2 separate regions of the Homo sapiens genome follow, and region 2 is linked to region 1. Evidence: chromatin loops called from intact Hi-C (ENCODE). Cell type or tissue: HepG2. All regions are shown on one strand. Each heading gives the region's core, and the rest is flanking DNA. Links, peaks and the distances in the headings are about the cores only.

Region 1 (2,916 bases), core at 185-2,684:
GTGACAAGGAACCATGCAGATCTCCACAAAGCTGAGAGAAGCCTCTGGTTGACAGCCAGCAAGGAAGAGGAGATCTCAGTCCTGCAACTACATAGAACCAAATTCTGTCAACGCCGACTTGACCTTGAGCTCCAGAAAGGAATGCTGTATGGATGACATCTAACTGGTTTGGCTCAGGGTCTCATTGCAGCTTTGTGAGAACTTCAGCAAAACCAGTTAGGTTGTACCCAGAATCCTTACCCATAGAAACAAAGATAATAAAGGTATGCTGTTTTAAGCTTCTAAGCTTGTGGTAAACTGGTTTGCAGCAATAGAGAACTAATACATCAGGGGGCAAATCCAGAAAATACATTATGAACAAGACATAAATGGAAAATAAGAACAAAATTTTATAGATACTACAGATAGGGACTTTAGACAGTTATTAAGTTGAAAAACAAATTTAATTCTGAGATTCCTCGTGGCCAAAATCAAAGGAAAAAGATAAACTTTCATTATTATTTTTGCACCTATGTTTGTGTGTAGCACATGATTCCTGCTTGCAGGCTTAAAAGACACAAACAGCGTAATGTTAAATATCAATCTTGGGGTAGTAGTGTCAGAAAGGTACAGCTGATATGCAGGGCTTAGGGCTTAGAGGGGAGTAAGATAGCAGGACAAAAGGATAATTCTGTTGCTGCTGCATTAGAAAGTCAGATAGGATTATTTAAAATGTTGTGGTATTCAATCTACCAAAACTGTGGTAGATTTCTCCAAGGAAGCAACTCCCCAGTGGAAATTTATCTCACATCTTCTATGCAGAGCTGAGTGAGGGAAGGGACCAGTTTTAGTACCTCTTATCTCTGCTACCAACCTTGTCATTCATCAGGCCCAACGAATAAGAATTCACTGATAGATTTTAAACTGGGCATTGACCTGACAGAGAATCAATTTGGGCAGGAGGGCGAAGTGGGCTAGAGAAGGCAGGTAGAAGAATCACTCAGTAAACTCAGTTTGAGATGGTGGCATTCTGGACTAGCATAGTAGCAATGGGGATAGAAGTGGGGCTTTGAAGAGAAATGTTTAGAGTTGTCTGATTAGTGGAAACACTGAATGGGGGTTTTCAGAGCTGTAGAGGGACAATTATAAGAGAAGAATGTCATAAAAACCAAGGAGGAAATAGTTTCAGAAGAGAGTCATTAACTACATCAAATGCTGCAAGGAAGTAAGTTCCTATGACAATTGGTAAATTTCCATTGCATGTGTCAGTTCAAGGGTGATTTGAGACCTCTAGTGGTACAGGGGGAGGAAATGGGATCCAGAATCCAGGTGAAAGATAGGTAGGAGAAGGGACAAATTTTCCTTGAAATGGATGAGAAAAGAGGTAAGAAAAAGGAGGCAAGAAAGGCTGTTCTGTTTCTTTTTTTTTTTTAATTTTCATTTTTTTCTAGGCAGGGGAAAAGCATAGGAAAATGAATTTAAAAGAGTTCCCACTGGCCTGTGAGGGGGGGCGTTCCTTGGCTGGAAAATGAGAAGCAGAGGACCATCACAAGTAGAAGAGTTTCTGATCAATGGTAAGAATCAACTGTGGTTGCAGAACATGGTATTTTCCATAACGTCTCATCCATTGTTGGCTGAGGGCTGCTTCCAGGGGCGTTAACTCCTTAATACTTCTGACTTGTCCTGCATGGTCTGGCTAAGCCTGCACCCATGGCCAGCTAAAAGATATCAGCAAGAGAGTTACAGGTATTTAGCGGTCTTTGGGGGATTGAGGCAAATGCTGAATAATATAAGTGGGGCACTCATAGGTGTGCTCCAGCTATATTGATGGGAAAATATCCAAGTCTGGGGACACAATGGAAGGGTAAGTGAGAGTATTGGCAGAAAGGCGGTTAATGTGATGAACTATGGGATCTGGCTTGAGTAAAGAAAGAAACAAGATCAGGAAGGGGTTAGTAGATTGGGGTAAAAAAAGGCTTTTTAGGCTTGAGTCTCTTAAGGACATTAGAGTAGGGAAATAACCAAGTGGGAAAACTAGTCACTGTGGTAAAAAAGTAATATATTTGAGTTGAAAATTTTATAGATGGCCCAGTTATGAGTCATGACAAGACCATAGCATGATCACAGGAATGAGCTGCTAAAACAGAAAAGACCCATATCATAGGAATTGAGGAGGTCAAGGAGCTGTGAGGCTGAAGTATTGAATAATCCCTCCCCATTGATTTTTTTTGGGCAATTTTTTGATGAGAAGTGGTAGACTGTGATAAGGTGAATGAGGGAATGACTAGAGCATAGGTTATCTATAAGCCTCATGAGGGCAGGGATATTACATCTCATCTTCACCACTATCACAGTGTCCTGCTGCATAGCAAACTACCTCAAAAGTTAATGGCTTAAAATGACAATAAAAATTTGTTAGCCGGCCACACGCGGTGGCTCATGCCTGTAATCCCAGTACTTTGGGAGGCCAAGGCGGGCAGATCACCTGAAGTTGGGAGTTTGAGATCAGCCTGACCAACATGGAGAAACCCCGTCTCTACTAAAAATTTAAAATTAGCCAGGTGTGGTAGTGCATGCCTGTAATCCCAGCTACTCGGGAGGCTGAGGCAGGAGAATCACTTGAACCCGGGAGGTGGAGGTTGCAGTGAGCTGAGATCATGCCATTGCACTCCAGCCTGGGCAACAAGAGCGAAACTCCATCTCAAAAAAAAAAAAAAAAATTGTTCGCTGACAGTTCCTGTGGCTTAGAGATGAGGAACAGCTTAGCCGCATGCTTCTGGCTCAGAGTCTCTCATGAAGTTGCAATCAAGATGCTGGCTGGTTGTGTGGTTTTCTGCAGTTTTGACTGGGGCTGGAGGATCTACTTCCAAGAAGGCTCATTCATTTGGCTGGCCAGTTGATGTTAGTTGTTAGTAGCAGGGCTCAGTTCTTTGCTAT
Region 2 (2,916 bases), core at 172-2,671, 63 kb before region 1:
TTTGTTAGTTATAATAGAATTTGAGTTTAAGGCAGAAAAATTAAATTTGAACTAACTTCAGCATTAAAAAAATAATTGTGGGGCTGGGCACGGTGGCTCACGCCTGTAATCCCGGCACTTTGGGAGGCCGAGGCGGGTGAATCATGAGGTCGGGAGATCGAGACCACCCTGGCTAACACGGTGAAACCCTGTCTCCACTAAAAATACAAAAAAATTAGCTGGGCATAGTGGCGGGCAGGCACCAAGTAGTCCCAGCTACTTGGGAGGCTGAGGCAGGAGAATGGCATGAACCCGAGAGGTGGAGCTTGCAGTGAGCTGAGATCGCGCCACTGCACTCCAGCCTGGGTGACAGAGCAAGACTCCATCTCAAAATAAATAAATAAATAAATAAATTAATTAATTAAAAATAAATTTTGACACTTGGTTTTGCAGCAGCTTGTGTGCTAGTTGATTCTCTGCTTCGACATCTATGTGCATTCTCTGTCTTGGGACATGGCGGAAAATGAAGCAGAAAATAACACGAATGTTCTTAAAGTCTCTTGGCAAGGATCAGCTCTCTCCCAGGCCTCTGGCGATATGGACACTCAGCCTGGGACTACTGTGATCAGGCCACCATCCACATCCCTTCTCCTGGCTCTTTTCTCCTCCACTCCATTCAACTCACCCAGGTAAACTGGCCATCATTAGATCCTGAAATTGCTATGGTGGCATAGACTGACATGATAATAAGATGTACAGCCTACAGTATGGGATTGTCCAGTGGGAAGTGAAAGGGTTGTGGTAAGCATGGGCTGTGCGTGGAGCTGGCGTGCTACCCTCTGCATCATCCATGGAAATGCCCGACTCAGATCTCCTGCTGCAAGAACATAGTTGACCTTCGGCCTCAGCAGCTGCCCCACTGGATCCACTACCAAGTTCATGCTGAGGCCACACTTCTCCTGGGCTACTCCCACTCGATGATTGATTGCGGCAGGGGTATTAGTGAAGGCCAAAGGAGGATTCCTCTAACAGGCAGCTTTGGCTCAAGGATTCCCCAGTGGCATGGCCAAAACTTTCTTAGAACTGTGCCACAGTCTAAAACTCTTCTTAACAACTCTTCTATCCTTTCCCCTTAGCTTTCCCAGGTTACAGACCTGCATTGTGGTCTGAAGTCTTCACCTCTGCCCACACACACAAAGTCCAGCTCCTGCTTTTTTCCCTTTATTGGTGTTCTCTCAATAAAGCTTTTGTACACCAAAAGCTTTGATGTAAATGAAAAGGAAGTCCCAGAATGGGGTTGTGTTTCAGTTCATTTTGTAAGTCCCATTGTGGTATTTGCTTCTCAGAGGACCTGAACTGAAACACAACCCCATTCTAGGACTTCCTTTTTCATCCTCAGACTATAGCTACAGGTCACAGTTATTAGTAATATCAAGACATCTAAATTCTTTTCATTCTTTTGGGTTTTGGGTTTTGAAGAACGTTTCATCTCCTAGAGCCATCTATTAAAATGCAGCTAACCCTAGGTAGAGATAACAACAAGCTAAAGCATTTCACTGTTAAGAAAATAAGAAAGGTCAGGCACAGTGGCTCACGCCTGTAATCCCAGCACTTTGGGAAGCTGAGGTGGGCGGGTTGCATGAGCTCAGGAGTCCAAGACCAGCCTGAGCAACATGGCGAAACCCTGTCTCTACAAAACACACACAAAAAACTAGCTGGGCATGGTGGCACACACCTGAAGTCCCAGCTACTTGGGAGACTGAGGTGGGAGGATCACTTGAGCCCAGCAGGTCCACGCTGCAGTGAGACCTCGTCTCAAAAAAAATTAATTAAAAAAAAAAGAAAGATTGTTTGAGTTATTTTGACTGTAAAAATGATTAATATTGTGATAAATATTGTGAGGCTAACAATAAAAGTTTTGTGGGGTAATATGGCCATTTTGATACCCCACACACCATTCTGTGTTTCTTTTTTTTTTTTGAGACGGAGTTTTGCTCTTTTTGCCCAGGCTGGAGTGCAATGGCACGATCTCGGCTCACTGCAACCTCCACCTCCCGGGTTCAAGCAGTTCTCCTGCGTCAGCCTCCCATGTAGCTGGGACCTACAGGTGCCTGCCACCACACCCAGCTAATTTTTGGTATTTTTAGTAGAGACGGGGTTTCACCATGTTGGCCAGGATGGTCTCAATCTCTTGACCTCATGATCCACCCACCTCAGCCTTCCAAACTGCTGGGATTACAGGCATGAGCCACCGCACCCGGCCATACCATTCTGTGTTTCTGGAGCAGATACTTTCAGAGTTATTTGTCTAGCTCATAACAAGAACCATCATCCCAGCACTTTGGGAAGCCGAGGCGGGCGGCTCACCTGAGGTCCGGAGTTCGAGACCAGCCTGACCAACATGGAGAAACCCCGTCTCTACTAAAAATACAAAATTAGCCAGGCCTGGTGGCGCATGCCATGCCTGTAATCCCAGCTACTCAGGAGGCTGAGGCAGGAGAATCGCTTGAACCCGAGAGGCGAAGGTTGCGGTGAGCCAAGATAGCACCATTGCACTCCAGCCTGGGCAACAAGAGTGAAACTCTGTCTCAAAAAAAAAACAAAAAACAAAAAAAAAAACCACTATCCCTCAATCAATTCTCTTCAATAACCTAAAACAAACTGAGACCAATCAGCTTCTCTTCTGAAATAATTGAGAATCGGGATTATAGGGGAACTAGTCAGTCTTTACGTGTGGCTGGACCTGTAACAACCCAACAGAGTAGACCATTTCATAAGTCAACCAGGAGAAGAGAAACCACTTCAACTATTTACAACAGTTGAAATCTAATACAGGGAATGAGTTAACAGGTGATGGAAGAGCCATTCCTGCTACCTGGAACACAGATAGAGTGGTGACTCAGTTTCCAATGTGCAGAGCAGCAAATATGCAATGGG

The links. Hi-C counts contacts between places; a loop is a spot of excess contacts. Peaks named below come from ENCODE experiments on the same cell type or tissue, not always from the same donor. Only the 100,000 strongest peaks of a DNase experiment are listed, where the experiment ranks them.
Region 2: a loop joins it to region 1, with 6 times the contacts of the local background. A loop is called at or near these places in 2 of 110 quality-filtered maps.

What each region holds. Positions count from the first base shown.
Region 1 is chr3:17,809,760-17,812,675 of GRCh38, forward strand. No RefSeq gene overlaps it. Among named protein-coding and RNA genes, the nearest start is that of TBC1D5, 69 kb to the left of the region's middle. In HepG2, for the core only: a CTCF peak has its summit at 1,267; no DNase peak of the experiment used is centred there; H3K27me3 peaks cover 579 bases.
Region 2 is chr3:17,746,443-17,749,358 of GRCh38, forward strand. No RefSeq gene overlaps it. Among named protein-coding and RNA genes, the nearest start is that of TBC1D5, 5.3 kb to the left of the region's middle. RefSeq lists an enhancer at 745-914 and a silencer at 1,285-1,404. In HepG2, for the core only: no CTCF peak of the experiment used is centred there; DNase peaks (open chromatin) are centred at 1,249 and 1,599; H3K4me3 peaks cover 663 bases.